Regions from separate parts of the Homo sapiens genome. Here region 2 is linked to region 1. The links are chromatin loops, found by intact Hi-C in ENCODE. Cell type or tissue: gastrocnemius medialis. All regions are shown on one strand. Links, peaks and the distances in the headings refer to the core of each region. The heading gives the core; the rest is flanking DNA.

Region 1 (8,676 bases), core at 2,484-4,983:
ATCATCCTGTGAGTTACAGGCCACCTTCAGCCCAAATACCCCCTTTCTACAGATAGGCAAACTGAGTAAATGATGATCCCAACTTCCTTCACCTGACCCTCGCCTCAGGGCTACCAGGAGATAGGGACGCCATGTTGGCACAGGAGATGGGTGGGTATGCCACCTTCCCCATGGGCAGGCCCCTATTGCGGTCACATCTCAAGTGACTACTTACAACCATCAAACAATTAGGGTTTACTGGTGGATGTCTTTATCTTTTTGACATTCTGTAGAATTATGCTAACAGATTTTGGAAAACAATTTGCCCAAAATCTACGTGACTTCATCCTTTGATTTTTGTTTGTTTGTTTGAGACAGGGTCTTGCCCTTCACTCAGGCTGGAGTGCAGTGGCGCCATCACAGCTCACTGCAGCCTTGACCTTCCAGGCTCAAGTGATTCTTGTGCCTCAGCCTTCCAAGCGGCTGGGATTACAAGCGTGCACCACCACGCAGCTTTTTTGTTTTTTTGGTTTTTTTTTTGAGATGGAGTCTTGCTCTGTCACCCAGGCTGGAGCGCATTGGCGTGATCTCGGCTCACTGCAACCTCTGCCTCCCGGGTTCAAGCGATTCTCCTGCCTCAGCCTCCCAAGTAGCTGGGACGACAGGTGCGTGCCACCACACCCAGCTAATTTTTGTATTTTTAGTAGAGACGGGGTTTCACCATATTGGTCAGGCTGGTCTTGAACTCCTGACCTCATGATCTGTCCTCCTCAGCCTCCCAAAGTGCTGGGATTACAGGCATGAGCCACCGCACCCAGCCATGCCTGGCTAATTTTTGTATTTTTAGCAGAGACAGGGTTTCGCCATGTTGGCCAGGCTGGTCTCGAATGTCTGGCCTCAAGTGATCTGCCTGCCTCGGCCTCCCAAAGTGCTGGGATTACAGACGTGAGCCACCACACCTGGCCTTAATTTTTGTATTTTTTGTAAAAATGCAGTTTTGCCATGTTGCCAGGGTGACTTCACCCATTTTCAATGCAGAATTTTAACACAAGAGTGTACTTTAGCCAGTGAAATGTGCACGCTTACTTCTTTTAGGAAAAAACTGAAATATTTGCTGGGAACCCCACAACAGTTGCCACAGGAAAGACCAGAAGAAAGCAAAAACAGGTAAGGAGCATCCTTTAAAGTGAGGGGAGGCCGGGCTCATGCCTATAATCCCAGCACTTTGGGAGGCCAAGGCGGGCAGATCACTTGAGGCTAGGAGTTCGAGACCAGCCTTTAGCAACATAGCCAAACCCTGTCTCTAATAAAAATACAAAAATTAGCCGAGCATGGTGGCACGCACCTGTAATCTCAGCTTATTGGGAAGCTGAGGCAGGAGAATCACTTGAACTCAGGAGGCAGAGGTTGCAGTGAGCCAAGATCGCACCACTGCACTCCAGCCTGGGTGACAGAGCAAGACCTTGTCTCAAAAAAAAAAAAAAAAATGTGAAGGGAAAGCCCACAATGATAGCACTTTCATGCTGGCAAGCCCACGGATGGTGCATACTCAGTGTCTCTGGGGGAGCAAAACTCAGGAGCCGACAGCCCTCACCTAGTCAGGTGGTTTATTCACAAACTGTCCACTCCCAGGACTTCAGGATGGGGCAAGTCACAAAGCAGGATGTTTTCAGTGGGGAATGTTTAAGTCCTTCAAGGAAAATACCGTATCATGAGCTTTTCAGGGACAGGTATCTGTGACCCACCTGTGTGCAATGCCTCTGTGGTCCTGATATTCTGGTGCTGGGCTTGGACTCAAGCTGTGGGTTTCAACCCAGCTTAACCTTATCTGCATGACCTTGGGGAAGGCACTTCCTCTTTCTGGAATTCAATTGTCTCGTTTGCAAAGTGGGACCATGATATCATCTCTACAAAACCCTCTAAACACAAATGAAGAAACTTCCCATACCAAGCACCCAGAATAAAGAAAAAGGCTAGAAAAACCAGAAGCTATTGAATCACTTTTTTCCCTTTTTTTGCTTATATGTGCTAATTTTTCTACCATGGTCATGGGTTACCTTTGAATTATTATAAAAGTGAGTAATTAAAGGGGGTGGAGCAGAGCTGATGTGAAGGAAAACGCTGAGCTTGGCAACTTTCAGGGCCTCCTCTGTGCCAGGCACAGTTGCTGATGCTTCACCTATGTGACCTCATCTCTTTGTCCCAACAAGCCTGAAAGGGAGGCATTATGGCTCCTACTTCCAGCTGGGGAGACTGAGGTTCCCGAAGGAGTCAAGCCCTCACTATCATGAGAGCCTGTGGTGATGGTGATGTACCAGGAAGGCGCATACAGATGTGTGGCAGCAGCAGCAAGGTGAGCACTGCAACTCTGAGAAAGCGGAGCCTCCCCCCTTTCTTGAGACACTGCCTCAGAGCCTCTGAGAAAAGCCTTCCCCACTGGTGATACGCCACGAACCTGCTCCTGGGGGACCTGCTCTGGATTCTTTTAAGATCAAAAAAGTTTATTATTAAATAGCAGCATCGTGTCCAGTCAGAAAAGCTTAAGTGTATGAACGTCCTTTTTTATTTTATTTTTTTTGAGACAGAGTCTCCGTCTGTCTCCCAGGCTGGAGTGCAGTGGCGTGATCTTAGTTAACTGCAAGCTCCGCCTCCCGGGTTCACGCCATTATCCTGCCTCAGCCTCCCGAGTACTGGGACTACAGGCGCCCACCACCACGCCCGGCTAATTTTTTGTATTTTTAGTAGAGGCAGGTTTTCACCATGTTAGCCAAGATGGTCTCGATCTCCTGACCTCTCGTGATCCGCCCACCTTGGCCTCCCAAAGTGCTGGGATTACAGGCATGAGCCACCACGCCCAGCCTGAATGTACTTTTAAAACATGTTTCTGCTGCTGGGCGCGGTGGTTCACGCCTGTAATCTCAGCACTTTGGGAGGCCAAGGTGGGTGGATCACTTGAAGTCAGGAGTTCGAGACCAGCCCGGGCAACATGTCAAAACCCTCTCTACTAAAAATACAAAAATTGGGCGTGGTGGCACATGCCTGTAGTCCCAGCTACTTGAGAGACTAAGGCAGGAGGATCACTTGAACCCAGGAGGCAGAGGTGAGCCGAGATTGCGCCACTGCACTCCAGCCTGGGCAACAGAGCAAGACTCTGTCTCAAAAACAAAAACACATGTTTCTGCATAAAAGCATTGTTTGTATGCCATATTCTCCTTCTATTGAGTAGCAACACAATTCATCCTCTAAACAAAAAATGCTAATTATACTTTGCTAAAACATATCTCCAAATATGGATTTAATAAAATGCTTTTCTCAAAAAAGAAAATAAAAAGGGTCCTGCCATTTATAAGTAGATTGCTTCTTTCAAAAGGCAAATGCCAATAAATGACACTTCATCCTGGAGATGTGTAGTCCACCTGTTCTGTGCCCCTGAGCCACCACCTGTTGCCAATGTGTCTGCAGCCAACAGGGCTAGTCCTAGTAACACGGTGCCCCACCCCACACCACTGCCCCACCCTGATACTGAAACTGCAGCTGATGGGGTAATGCTCTGAGCTGCCCAGAGGAATGAGGCAGACAAGTCCTGCTGTGGCCTGGAAAACCCTCAAAAGAGTCAGTGCAATTCTCAAGATCACAGGTATCTGCCTGTTGCTCAAGAGTCCCAACCTGGCCACAGTGAGGGTAGTGAGTGATAGAACAGGGGAAAGGAGACAGCCTGTGGCGCTGGCTCGGGCACAAACCACTGGTGAATCAGACCTGAATTGATTCCTGGAGCCAAGTACTGTTTGCCATCTGTCTGAGGCTTTATCTGCCAGGGAGATGGGCAAGTGGCCAGAGCCCTCTCAGGGTGAGGGGTTGAACAGCCAGGCTCCAGCACACTGCCATACCAGATGTCATGACTGGTCACTCAGAAAGGGCACCGGATGGGGTGGCAGGAGGCCGAGCCCCTGGAGATGGCCCCCCTAGGCTCCCTGAGTCTCAGCCACCCCCTCCTCCTCCCTGGGCCTCAGGCTCTTCATCTGTAGCATGAAGGTGTGGGCAGTATAAGGACTTTTCCCACTATGGCTGCAGAGGGCTCACAGGCACTTGGTTGAGTTGAAAATATATACAGGTCTAACAATTTTTAAGTTTTCTGTTTTTTCCCCCACATAAAACCTATTCAACCAAATGCCTATAAACATGTTGGGGTGATGTTCTTCTGACGTCTGTGCTTCTAGGTTGTTTATGGGATGGACCTTCCTATCCTGTCACCTCGGGGATTGCAAAATAAAGTGTTAAAAAATGTTACCATTTGCACTTCTCTATTCAACCAAAATAACAGAAGGAAATTGGATTTCTCTTGTCTTTATGAGCCAATATTATTAGAACCTATACTTTTTATAGCTATACCATTTTTAGCTGTTTTCTGTATTCTACATAAGATTTCATTCCAAAAACTTTAACTATGTTTAAAGTTTGAAAATCACCATCCCTGGCTGGGCATGGTGGCTCACGCCTGTAATCCCAACACTTTAGGAGGCCGAGACAGGCAGATCACCTGAGGTCAGGAGTTCCCGACCAGCCTGGCCAACATGGTGAAACCCTGTCTGTACTAAAAAAGCAAAAATTGGCCGGGCGCAGTGGCTCACGCTTGTAATTCCAGCACTTTGGGAGGCCAAGGCAGGCAGATCATAAGGTCAAGGAGATCGAGACCATCCTGGCTAACACGGTGAAACCCCATCTCTACTAAAAATACAAAAAATTAGCCGGGCGTGGTGGCGGATGCCTGTAGTCCCAGCTACTCAGGAGGCTGAAGCAGGAGAATGGCGTGAACCCGGGAGACAGAGCTTGCAGTGAGCTGAGATCGCGCCACTGCACTCCAACCTGGGCGACAGAGCAAGACTCCGTCTCAAAAAAAATAAATAAATAAAAAATAAAAATTAGCCAGGCGTGGTGGCAGGCGCCCATAATCCCAGTTATTCAGGAGGCTGAGGCACGAGAATTGCTTGAACCCGGGAGGCGGAGGTTGCAGTGAGCCGAGATCACATCACTCTACTTCAGCCTGGGAAATAAAGTGAGACTCAGTCTCAAAAAAAAAAAAAAAAAAAGAAAAAGAAAAAGGAAATCACCATCCCTGATAATCTCTAAGGTCCCTGTAGCTCTGACATTCTACTAGTCTACCTACCATTCTAAAGCTCTGAACAAATTCATAGGGTTTTAAACCTGTCAACATGGAACCTTTTAGTTTCCTGCCTTTGTTTTTATGCACTTGGCTCTTCATATATCCAACTTCCTATCCAAATCCCATTCTTTCAGCACTTCAGTAAAACCCCTTCCTCACAAAGCACTTAACATGGGTCTTGGATCTAAGCCTTGGTTTCAAAATAGGGTAACAGAGCCTCCCTCAAGTGGTTAGGTTTAAGTGAGTAGGTAGTATGTATATGTAAAATGTTTAGCAAAATGCTGATACATAAAGCTCAAGGATCAGTAATTACTGTTATGATTATCTTTGTTAATGTGTTATTATTGTCATGGTGGAAAAGTCAGTGCAGACTCAATTCCCTGAAGAGATGTGCAACCTCAGGCAAAAAGTCTGGCCCATTCTCGATGGTGCAGTACTGCCTCCTAGTGGGTAGCTGGGCATTTTTTTTTCTTTTTTTTTTTTTTTAGACTCCTGTCCCCCAGGCTGGAGCGCAGTGATGCAATCACGGCTCACTGCAACCTCAATTTCTCAGACTCAAGCGATCCTCTCACCTCAGCCTCCAGAGTAGCTGGGACAACAGGCACGTGCTACCACACCCGGCTAATTTTTTATTTTTAGTAGAGACAAGGTCTTGCTATGTTGCCCAGACTGACTCCTGAGCTCAAGCAATCCTCCCACCTCTGCCTCTCAGCCCAAGTGCTGAGATTACAGGCATGAGCCAGTGCGCCCAGCCAATTTTTTTTTTTTTTAATGACTGTCACACTGGCCAGGGAGGTTAACTGGCTGTAGGGTGAAGAGGACAGAGATATTAAATGTCTGGCACACAAAGAATTGCCCATGCCCACAGGACTGAATCCATTACAGGTATAAAATATAAAAAGTGCTTTAAATTTTTCGAAACCTGGCTGGGCACGGTGGCTCACGCCTGTAATCCCAGCACTTTGGGAAGCTGAGGCAGGTGAAATCACCTGAGGTCAGGAGTTCAAGATCAGCCTGGCCAACATGGTGAAACCCCGTCTCTACTAAAAATACAAAAAAAATTAGCTAGGCTTGGTGGCAGGTGCCTGTAATCTCAGCTACTCGGGAGGCTGAGGCTGGAGAATCACTGGAACCCAGGAGGCAGAGGTTGCAGCGAGCCAAGATCGCGCCATTGCACTCCAGCCCAGGTGATGGAGATTCCATCTAAAAAAAAAATAAAAATTCAAAAGCTGGGGAACTTAGCACAAGAAAACATTATGTGCACATTTCACATATAGACATACCTCAGATATATATGGGTTCAGTTCCAGACCATGTCAATAAAGCAGGTCACACAATTTGTTTCCCAGTGTATATAAAAGTTATGTTTACATTGTACTGTAAGTGTGCAAAAGCATTATGTATTTAAAAATGTACAGGGGCTGGGCATGGTGGCTCATGCCTGTAATCCCAGCACTTTGAGAGGCCGAAACAAGTGGATGGCTTGAGCCCAAGAGTTTGAGACCAGTCTGGGCAACATGGTAAGATCTCATCTCTAAAAAAATACAGGCCAGACGCAGTGGCTCACGCCTGTAATCCCAACACTTTGGAAGGCCGAGGCAGGCGGATTACCTGAGGTCAGGAGTTCGAGACCAGCCTGGCCAACATGGTGAAACCCTATTTCTACTAAAAATACAAAAATTAGCAGGGCATGGTGGTGGCTGCCTATAATCCCAGCCACTCGGGAGGCTGAGGCAGGAGAATCACTTGAATCCAGGAGGCAGAGGTTGCAGTGAGCCAAGATCGCACCACTGCACTCCAGCCTGGGTGACAGAATGAGACTCTGTCTCAAAAAAAAAAAAAAAAAAATTAGCCAGGCATAGTTGTGTGGGCCTGTAGTCCCAGCTATTCAGGAGGCTGAGGCAGGAGGATCACTTAAGCCCAGGAATGCTTACAATCATATAAGCCTTCAGCCACATAACCTTGCTGGTGGAGGGTCTTCCCTCAGTGTTGATGGCTGCTGACTGATCAGGATTGTGGTCGCTGAAGGCTGGAGTGGCTGTGGCAATTTCTTAAAATAAGACAATAATGAGGTTTGCCGCATTAACTGACTCTTGTTTTCACAAGATGTCTCTGTAGTATCTGATGCTATATGATAGCATTTTGCCCACAGTAGAACTTCTTTCAAAGTTGGAGTCAATGCTCTGAAACTCTGCCATTGCTTTTTCAACTAAGTTTATGCAATATTCCAAATCTTTTGTTGTCATTTCAACAATGTGTGCAGCACCTTCAGCAATAGATTCCATCTCAAGAAACCACTCTTTGCTCATCCATTGAAACAAGTCTTCATTCGTTCAAGTTTTATCATGAGATTACAGCAATTCCGTCACATCTCTACGCTCCGTTTTTAGTTCTCTTGCTGTTTTTTCCACCACATCTGTCATTACTTCCTCCACTGCAGTCTCAAACCCCTCAGTCATCCATGTGGGTTGGAATCAACTTCTTCCAAACTGCTAATGTTGATATTTTGACCACCTCCCATGAATCGCATGTGTCGTTAATGACATGTAAAGCAGTGAATCCTTTCCAAAAGATTTTCAATTTACTTTGCCCAGATCCATCAGAGGAATAAATATCTATAGCAGTATAGCCTTATGAAATGTATTTCTTAATAAGACGTGAAAGCTGAAATGACTCCTTGATCCACCGGCTGCAGAGTGGATGTTGTGTTTGCAGGTATGAAACTACTAATCTCCCTGTACATCTCCAGCAGAGCTCTTGGGTAACCAGGTGTATTGTAAATGAGCAGTAATATTTTGAAAGAAATCTTTTTTGAGCAGGTCTCAATAGTAGGCTTAAAATATTCAGTAAACCTGGCTGGGCACGGTGGCTGACACCTGTAATCCTAGCACTTTGGAAGGCTGAGGCAGGCGATCACTTGAGGTCAGGAGTTCAAGACCAGCCTGGCCAACACGGTGAAACCTCACCTCTACTAAAAATACAAAAAATTAGTCGGGCGTGGTGGCAAGCGCCTGTAATCCCAGCTACTTGGGAGGCTGAGGCAGGAGAATCGCTTGAACCTGGGAGGCAGAGGTTGCAGTGAGCCGAGATAGCACCACCGCACTCCAGCCTGGGCGACAGAGCAAGACTCCTGTCTGAAAAAAAAAGAAAAAAAGAAAAAAAAACAGTAAACCATCCTATAAACAGATGGGCTGTCACCCAGGCTTCGTTCCATTTATAGGGCACAGGCAGAGTAAATTCAGCACAATTAAGGGTCTTGGGAATTTCAGAACAATAAATGAGCATTGGCTTCCACCAGCTGCCTCAGTCCTCAACGAGTTAGCCTGGGCGGGGCATAGAAGCTCCACGCCTGCAATCCCAGCGGAGTTCAGGAGTTTGTAAAGATGGGGTCTCACCAGACTGGTCTCCTGGGCAACATGGTGAGACCCAATCTCTACAAAAAAATTTTTACAAATCAGCTGAGCATGGTGGCGCGTGCCTGTGGTCCCAGCTACTTGGGAAGCTGAGGCAGGAGAATCGCTTGAGCCCAGGAGGTT
Region 2 (8,676 bases), core at 3,055-5,554, 380 kb before region 1:
TCCCTCCACGCAGGGCACACCTGAGTACGTGCACTTCCTGGTGGGTCCCCAACCCCAGCGCCCTTCCCGCATACAGTGGGGCCTCAGAAGGCATGTGGAATGGACAGACATCACACCCCAAGCCTCAGAGGATTGTCTTACCCCTCAGCTGCCAGTGCTTTGAGCATCCAAGCCTGAACAATGGGACCTGCCCCTCCCATGGGGGCTGGAGGGTGGGTAGGTGGGCCTTCAAGAGGCCTCCAATACCCTAACCCTGAAGATGGCACAGGCACCATCAGAGCTGCTTCCCTCCAGGAAAAAGAGGCCAAGATGTCTACACCCCCAAAACAACCTTCCCTCATCATCCAAGGCTCTGCCTCCCCTGTCCCCTACCACTCTGACTTGGGCCCCTCACAGTCTGCCAGGCTTTCTGCCTGTACCTGCAGGCATCACCTGAGACTCAGCCTCGGCCTTCTGGTCTCCTGATTCACACACACCTCCCACCCAATTCAGAATTTATCCTGGAGGTCCCACTGGTACCTCTTCCTGCCCTTCTACCCAGTGGATATGTCCAACACCTTCAGGATATCACCAGGTAGATGCCTACCTTTGCTTCCAACTCAACACACAACTCTCTAAAGCCAGCACCATTATTGCACTGAAGTCATCTCAAACTCACTGGGGCAGCCATCAAGATCCTCCTGGTTGACACTCTCAGCTACTTCTTGCCTGCACACACCTAATCTGTGTTGGGATCCAAACCTGCCGGGTACTGTGGCTGAGCTAAGCTGAGCCACGCTGAGCCACAGCCCCAGAATCCCCTTCCCTGCATGGTCTGGACTACTGTTAGCCATGGATGCAGGAGGGGATATAGCAGCCCTGTTTTGTTCCTGGGTCAGTGCAGAGCTCCAGCCCTGTTGCAGATCATACATGTTGATGTGGGTCTGTTGCTTCTCCACTGATCTTCCTTTTCAGCTTGTCCAGCTCCTGGGCCAGGTGCATGCTTAGCTCCAGGACAAAGATAACCTGTGTCATCAAAGTTGATGGCTTGGAGGTGGCCACCTGTCCGTCCTCCAGAGTCCCAGCTCTTCCTGACTAGTTCAGTTCCTCTTTGCTCCCCCTACCTCCCTGCCGGCTTCTCCTCCCCACTGCCTGCCCTGCTTACTTTAGACTCAGAAGCATTAACTCTTTAAGAAGCTCCCACACTGTATAAGGTCAAATTCTGTATTCTGTATTGGATCCCTGCAGTTCTGGCTTGGGCATCCCTCCCTCACACTCTCTCCCTCCCACCTTCCCCCATCTGAGCTGCAGGGAACTGAGCTCTTCCATCTTCTGTATTGTGTCACTCCCGGTCCTTCTGCTTCTCTGTAGCACCTTGGACCAGTAACAGAACTTCACTTTCCTCTTCTGCCACATGGGGATAATTATACTGCCAACCTCCTGTGGTTGTTATGAAGATTAAATGGGATAATAATATATAGAAGAGGTTAGAGTAAGGCCTGGTACTGAGTAGGTACTCGGTGACTGTTGGCTACCAGCATTCTTACTTTTGAGAGAAGCCTTTGCTATAGCTCCGCTCTGCCTTGACCAATCAGTTCCCTTTGCCTAGAGCAGTGGTCCCCAACCTTTTTGGCACGAGGGACTGGTTTCTGGGGTTGCGGGGGGTGGGGAGATGATTTTGGGATGAAACTGTTCCACTCAGATCATCAGGAATTAGATTCTCATAAAGAGTGAGCAAACTAGATCCCTCACATGCACAGTTCACAATAGGATTCGCACTCTTATGAGAATCTAATGCCACTGCTGATGGGACATGAGGCAGAACTCAGGTGGTAATGCTCACCCGCCACTCACCTCCTGCAGTACGGCCCAGTTCCTAATAGGCTACGGGATCCCTGGCCTAGAGTGTCTTCAGTCTGTCTACAGCCGGTTCACTTCCTCCAGGAAGCCTTCCTTTATACCTACTGCTGGAAATTCATTTTCCTCCTCAGAGACCTGGTGTTCCTCTCTGTTTAATTTTGTCTTTTCCGCCCTATTCATTAAGTCACGCATTCAGTAGATAAGTGTTTCTTGAGCACCTACTATGTGTCAATACCATAGTAGAGGTTGTAGATAAAACACAGTCCCCAGCCCTTTAGCTCAAACTCTAATAAGGAAGATGGGCCTGTTAACCACTAAAATAGGATGTGATGAAAGCTTTGAACAAGGGAGTTATGAACATCCAAAGAAGGGTCATCAGAAGGCTTTGTGGCAGAGGTGACTTGAAGTATGAAAGATGAAGGATGGGCTGGGTGCGGTGGCTCAAACCTGTAATCCCAGCACTTTGGGAGGCTGAGGCGGGCGGATCACAAGGTTAGGAGTTTGAGACCAGCCTGGCCAATATGGTAAAACCCCGTCTCCATTAAATTAAAAAAAAAAAAAAGCAAGGTGTGGTGGCAGGTGCCTGTAGTCCCACATACTCAGGACGCTGAGGCAGGAGAATTGCTTGAACCTGTGAGGCGGAGGTTGCAGTGAGCCGAGATTGCACCACTGCACTCCAGCCTGGGTGACAGAGTCTCAAAAAAAAAAAAAAAGATGAAGGATGAAGGATGAGTTAACTCTGTGTGGACAAGACAGGAAGGGGCATTCAAAGCAGAAGGAACAGCATGTGCAAAGGGATATGGGCTTGAGAGACCATGGCTACCATGGCTAGACTGGGAAGAACACAGGGCCTCGCACACGTGGGTGTCCAGGGCCTGGGAAATGGTGGAACCCGCAGCTGAAGGGGTCCTGGAAGCCTGGCCTGCTAGGCTTTGTCTGCCAAACTGAGGTGCTTAGAAGGTTAGGGGAGTGAGTATAGCGTTTTCAGCAGAGTAACCCCTGATCCAGTCTACAGATCTCCCTCTGAGCAGGGGCAATGTCTCCATTTCAGGGCTCTTGGGGTCTTTGGCATGAATAAACCTCTTGTTTTTTTTCTCCTCTTCTCTGCTTTCAAGCCCAAGGGAAGATGGAAGAGCTCAGTTCCCTACAGCTCAGATGGGGGAAGGTGGGAGGGAGGGTGAGGGAGGGATGCCCAAGCAGAACTGCAGGGCCAGGTGGGGACTCGGCTGGCGAGGGATCTCTACCCTGGGGTGCATGCAGAGCGGCTTTGTGTGTAGACTGGAGGCGCCCAGAGGACCTCTTGGGGCAACTTTGGGAAAGCAGAAGGGGCATTTAGAGGCTGCCAGGGAGGAAGTGTCACAACTTAGGATCAGGATGCTATGAGTGTATATGTGTGTATTTGTGGGGTGTGTATGTGACATGTGTGTATCTGGTGTGTGTGTAGGTTGGCGTGTGTGCACGTGCATGTATGTATGTGTGCATTGTGTGTATGAACGGTGTGTGTGTAGCAAATCTGCAGGGGTTCACCAGGTGTAGCCTTTCCGGGGACAGTGAGGACTCCCCAAAGGAGCATTTATCTTCAGGGTGACAAGGACTGGAGGGGACAGGCTGGCATGTTCCCAGGCTCCCCCTTGCCAGCCATCCCACCTCCAGCCTCAGTCAAGCACACAGCACCTGCCAAGGGCTTAATGGCCCGTGACAGACAGGCCTGTGAGCTGGGATGATGCGGCTCTAGAGAGGATGCAGGCAGCCAGCTGAAACCTGTGCCAGAGGCTGCCGTGACCCTTGCCACCCCTCCCGGTCTCCGCCTCACCCCCTCCTCCTGCCCACCCCCACCCCCTGCTTTTGGAAGGCCCTAGTGAGGGCGCTGTCTGGGTAGTCACATGGTGGGCAGAGGCCACACTGCCGATGGGAGGGATGGGCGCCAAGGGCCTCCGATCCCTGGCTTGGAGGGAGGAAGCTGAACAAAGCTGGGCTCCCTTGGAGACTCGTCTCATCTGTCCCCTCCTCCAAGCAGCCAGAATTGTTCCACTCTGTCCCTCTGCCGGAAATTCCACCCTTTGCCGAGGCTTTCTTCTGGAAGGGTGCTGGCCCCTTCTGTGGAAGGCCCGCCGGCCTTCCCGCTTTCACCTTTTCCAGGAACCTCCCTATATTTTGCCTGCTATATGCCCCTGACCCTCTGTGGCCTGGGTGTTCCTAAATGTTACTGTCAACCTGAGGAGTGGAATTATTCCGAGTTGGTTCAGCCCTGTGAGGAATACCGGGAGGCAAAACCCACCTCTCTCAATACAGGCTCCTTGCGGCTCACTGCCCAGGAGGATCCGCTCTGAGAGCACAGCCCAGATAGCAAAGGGGTGTCAGGCCTGACGTGGGGGGCAGATGGGTGTCAGGCCTGACGTGGGTGGCCAGAGGACGTCAGTGAAGAACATAAACAGCTCTTTCTTCTTCAGCGTGTGAACTATCTAGTTTCAAAGTTGGCATTCACAAGGATTGGGCAAGGCTTGTGCCAGGATTGGGCAAGGCTTGTGCCAGGCCCTGGCACCCACCCCACTATTCAGGAAGAACTCAAGGTCACTAGAAGCAGAGATCAGGTGGGGCCCAAGGAGGGAAACCAAGAGTGAAATCGCAGGCGGGCTGAACCCACAGTGAATGTGCAGGCTGGCAGGAGATACGCCCCCGGGACACTGGGAGACGGCAGAGGCAAGGATTGTGTTTCTAGGGGAGGAGAGGGGGCCTGGCAGAGCCAGGGCCGGGATCTGGGCAGGGAGGCACCAGAAAGGAGCCAGTAAAGCAAGGCCAGAGCCCAGGAGTGGTGCCAGGCTGTGCCTGAGAAGGCACCCAGAGTGCAAGCACTCAGCCACCATGCAGGGGCCTCACACCCAGCGACAGGCTCCTTCTCTATCCAAATAGTTGTAGGCCTTTCTCGAGGCCCTGACTGCTTGGTTCTTCACAGCGCTCACACAGAAACATGAGTGGCTTGGAGAGAATTGACAGGTTTCCAAGTGGAGAAAGGGAACACATTGTTCCTGCACAGCCAGCCCGCTGCCCTCCACACTGACGACCTTTCTCCCACGACCCATTCCCCCACCTGTGCTACCTCTCCGCTATCTTCCCACACAATAGCACGACTTATTCTCTGCCTGTGATTTCTGCATGAATGCATCTTGTTACTAGGCTCCTCTTGTACCTTCTTCCAGGGAGCTGTTATGTAACAACCACACAGGAGCCCACTAACAGCCCATTGCTCCCATCAAGGAGCTGCCGAGTTCCCGCCCCTCCTCCCACCAGGTCCCTTCCTTCTTTGCTCTCAGCAAATAGCCCCTGTGCTGGGACCTTGGGAAACAAGGAGAAATGAAACCCAAATCCCATCCGAGGCCTCAGTCCTCACAAGATCCAGAAGGGGCAGGACCTTGGCTCATTTGTCTCTGGGTCCCCAGAAGTTAGTACAGTGCCTGCCAAACAGTAGGCCCTCCACACATCCTTTCTGAGTGGGGAGCAGCACATTCCAGCATGCGGGAGGGGGTTGTGGAAGGTTCTCTTTCCTCCGCCTCTTGCCTTCCCTGAGTTTGGCTTTTGGTCTTTCCTTGGAGCAGCTCCTATCAAGCCAAGCTCCGGCCCTGTTCCCCAACCCCAACCCAGGGCCTGGGCCCTCTGACCTGACAAATGCACCTCAGTTTCCCACCAGTTGTGGCCTCAGGGCTCCAACGTGAGTGAGCCACCCTCCCTTCTGTCATGCCCCATTCCCTCCGTCTGATTCCTAGGGAACAAAAGAAAAAACAAAACAAAAGAACCCCCAGACATTCCCAGTCCTCTGCAGGGCAATTCAGGAAGAAAGCTGGCTGGATGGCCCTACTTTAGCCTCAGTTTCCCCATTCTTTTCAAGGGTCCCTTCTTCTGGTCTACATTAGGGATATGTCTTTTTTTTTGAGACAGAGTCTCGCTCTGTCGCTCAGGCTTGAGTGCAGTGGCGCAATCTCGGCTCACTGCAACCTCCGCCTCCCGGGTTCAAACAATTCTCCTGCTGTAAAGCCTCCCAAGTAGCTGGGATTACAGGCACCTGCTACCACATCTGGCTAATTTTTGTATTTTTAGTAGAGACAGGGTTTCACCACGTTGGCCAGGCTGGTCTTGAACTCCTGACCTCAGGTGATCCACCTGCCTCGGCCTCCCAAAGTGCTGGGATTATAGGACATTAGGGATAGTCTGAATCAGGATGGTCTGATTGGTGTCTTACTGGGTGTGATTGCCATGTCCACAGCCAATGGCCTGCAAAGTCCAACTCCCTGACCTCATCTAGGCCACTCTCCCCTTTCTCTTGGCTCCAGGACCATGGCTTCCTCTCTGCCCTCCACCCCACCAAACTCCCACCTCAGGGCCTTTGCTCTTGTCCTTCCTCCTATCCAGAACTGTCTTTCTACAGTCACAGTGGCTCACACCTGTAATTCCAGCACCTTGAGAGGCCAAGGCAGGAACATCACTTGAGACCAAGAGTTCGAGACCAGCCTGGGCAACATAGTGAGACATCTTGGCACAAAATTTAAAAATTAGCTGGGTGTGGTGGTCAGCACCTGTAGTCCAAGCTACTTAGCGAGGTAGGAGATCGCTTGAGCCCAGGAGTTTGAGGTTGCAGTGAGCTATGATTGTGCCATTGCACTCCAGCCTCGGTAACAGAGTGAGATTATATCTCAAAACACCCCAAAACAAGGAACTCTCTTCCATGAGATATCTGCGTGGCTCACCCTCTGGTCACCTTCAAATCTTTGCTTAAATGTCACCATCTCACTGGCCTTTCCCTTCCCCCGGAGACTCCCTGAGCTGCAGCAGCACCGCACATTCCCAGTGTCCCTTCCCTGCTTAATTTTTCTCATGTATCACTTTCCGAGATATTGATTTATTTATTATATTTGTTGTCTGTCTCCCCACTGGAATATCAGCTCCATGGGGGCAGGCACTTTTGTCTATTTTGTTCTCTGCTCTTTCCCCAGCATCTATAACAGTGCTTGGCACGTGGTAGGTGCTCGGTGAATACTGGTCAAAGGAATTGCGGGAGAATTCTTGCTTTCTCTCTCTCCTAAGCTCTCACAGGACAGAGGCTCCAGGACACCCAGCTTCACTGTGAGCCGAGGCTCATGCTGCCTCTGGTCTCTGCTTGAACCGCAGGCTCAAGTCTCCTGGACAGGATGCAGCTTCTACCTGGTACCCAGTGGGGGTTGAGGTATGGCAAGCCACACTTCCCTTCCTGCCCTGCCCCTTTATTAGAGGTAGGGATTACAACCTAGCGAGGGAAACGAACTTAAAACTGGATGCTACATGTGACTCTTCCCTTAATCTGAAGGAAAAGGCACCTTAAATTGTACCTTCCTAAAAGGGGGAGGGCCTTCCTTGGTCTCTCTTTGAAAGTGTTATCTTCTGTGGGTCTATGACTCCCCCAACCTGGGAAACATCACTCTCAGGTTGCAAGATGCCAGCCAGATGCAAGCCAGCATCCTGGTCACTTTAGCCCTTGCCTCTGAGCACGCCATTGTTTTCTGTCTGGAACAGTGCGGCCCAACCCTCCAGCATATTGGAATCATCCGGAGAATCTTACTCAAACATTTTAGTTAAGACCTCGTCCCCAGAGATGCTTAGTCAACTCTCTGGGCTGAGGAGCGGGCTTATTTAAAATTAAAAACAATAACAACAACAACAAAGAAACCAACTCCTTTGGTGATTCTAATGCTCAGCCAGGATTGGGAATCGGGGGTCCAGGCAATGCCTTGGCTGGAGGGTGGCGATCTTTTGTGTCCCAAGTCCCATGGAGCACCCAGAGTGAGCATGAGTACCCCAAGATGCCAAGTCTGATTCCTCCAACTGGGGAAATTGTGGGTGTGCATGGGTATTCTTCAGCTCACCCAAAAGTTAACTGTTCACACAGACACACCCCAAACTAGCTCTCACAGTTGACACAGTTTAAGCCAGGATTTGCAAACTCAAATGATGACTAGAATCACACAGAAAATGTACCAGTTTGCAGCAGGTGCATTGTTAAGACGTGGATACTATGGGTGGAGAATCCATGCCCTTCTCATGGGGGCAGGTTTTACCCTGTTACAACCTGTTGTTACCAAGAAGGGATGCAGATCTTGTGGTGCCTGATTTTGCCCTTTGCTCTCCCCAGGAGAAATCAGGATTCAGGAATTTTAAATGAAATAACCCATATTTTTTTTCTTAAAAATCCTGATCCTGTGAATGGGTTGCTAACTTCAACCAAACTGCCACACCTGGCAAGGCTGACCCCACAGTGGGGTATTTCATATTACCACTTTATTTCTTTATTTTTTTGAGATGGAGTCCCGCTCTGTCATCCAGGCTGGAGTGCAGTGGTGTGATCTCAGCTCACTGAAACCTCCACCTCCCAGGCTCAAGTGATTCTCCTGCCTCAGCCTCCCAAGTAGCTAGGATTACAGGCATGCACCATCACACCCAGCTAAGTCTTGTATTTTTAGTAGAGGCAGGATTTCACCATGTTGGCCAGGCTGGTCTCGAACTCCTGACCTCGAGTGATCTGCCCACCTCAGCCTCCCAAAGTGTTGGGATTACAGGCGTGAGCCACCACACCCGGCCTCATATTATCACTTTAGGGCAGTGTCAGTTTCTTTACATCATCCTTAACATTCAGACTAATAGGAAATGGCTATTTGCTCCAGAGTAAGACACTGTTTAATGTATTCTCAGCTCTGCCAAGAATCCCTGAACCTTCAAAATAAAGGGTTGTTGCAGTGATGTGCCAGAGTTGGCTCACACTGGCTTGCAAAATTCAGTTGTGCCCAGCTCTTCCCAACTTCATGCTCAGTGACA

Evidence for each region. A loop is a pair of places that touch in the nucleus more often than their neighbours do. Peaks named below come from ENCODE experiments on the same cell type or tissue, not always from the same donor. Only the 100,000 strongest peaks of a DNase experiment are listed, where the experiment ranks them.
Region 2: a loop joins it to region 1, with 17 times the contacts of the local background. A loop is called at or near these places in 5 of 110 quality-filtered maps.

The regions. Positions count from the first base shown.
Region 1 is chr6:36,612,242-36,620,917 of GRCh38, reverse strand. No RefSeq gene overlaps it. Among named protein-coding and RNA genes, the nearest start is that of MIR3925, 5.9 kb to the left of the region's middle. RefSeq lists an enhancer at 5,804-5,853 and a silencer at 7,560-7,760. In gastrocnemius medialis, for the core only: no CTCF peak of the experiment used is centred there; a DNase peak (open chromatin) is centred at 3,577; H3K27ac peaks cover 2,001 bases.
Region 2 is chr6:36,994,283-37,002,958 of GRCh38, reverse strand. No RefSeq gene overlaps it. Among named protein-coding and RNA genes, the nearest start is that of FGD2, 7.0 kb to the left of the region's middle. RefSeq lists enhancers at 4,089-4,712, 4,713-5,336. In gastrocnemius medialis, for the core only: no CTCF peak of the experiment used is centred there; DNase peaks (open chromatin) are centred at 3,638, 4,258 and 4,798; H3K27ac peaks cover 2,182 bases.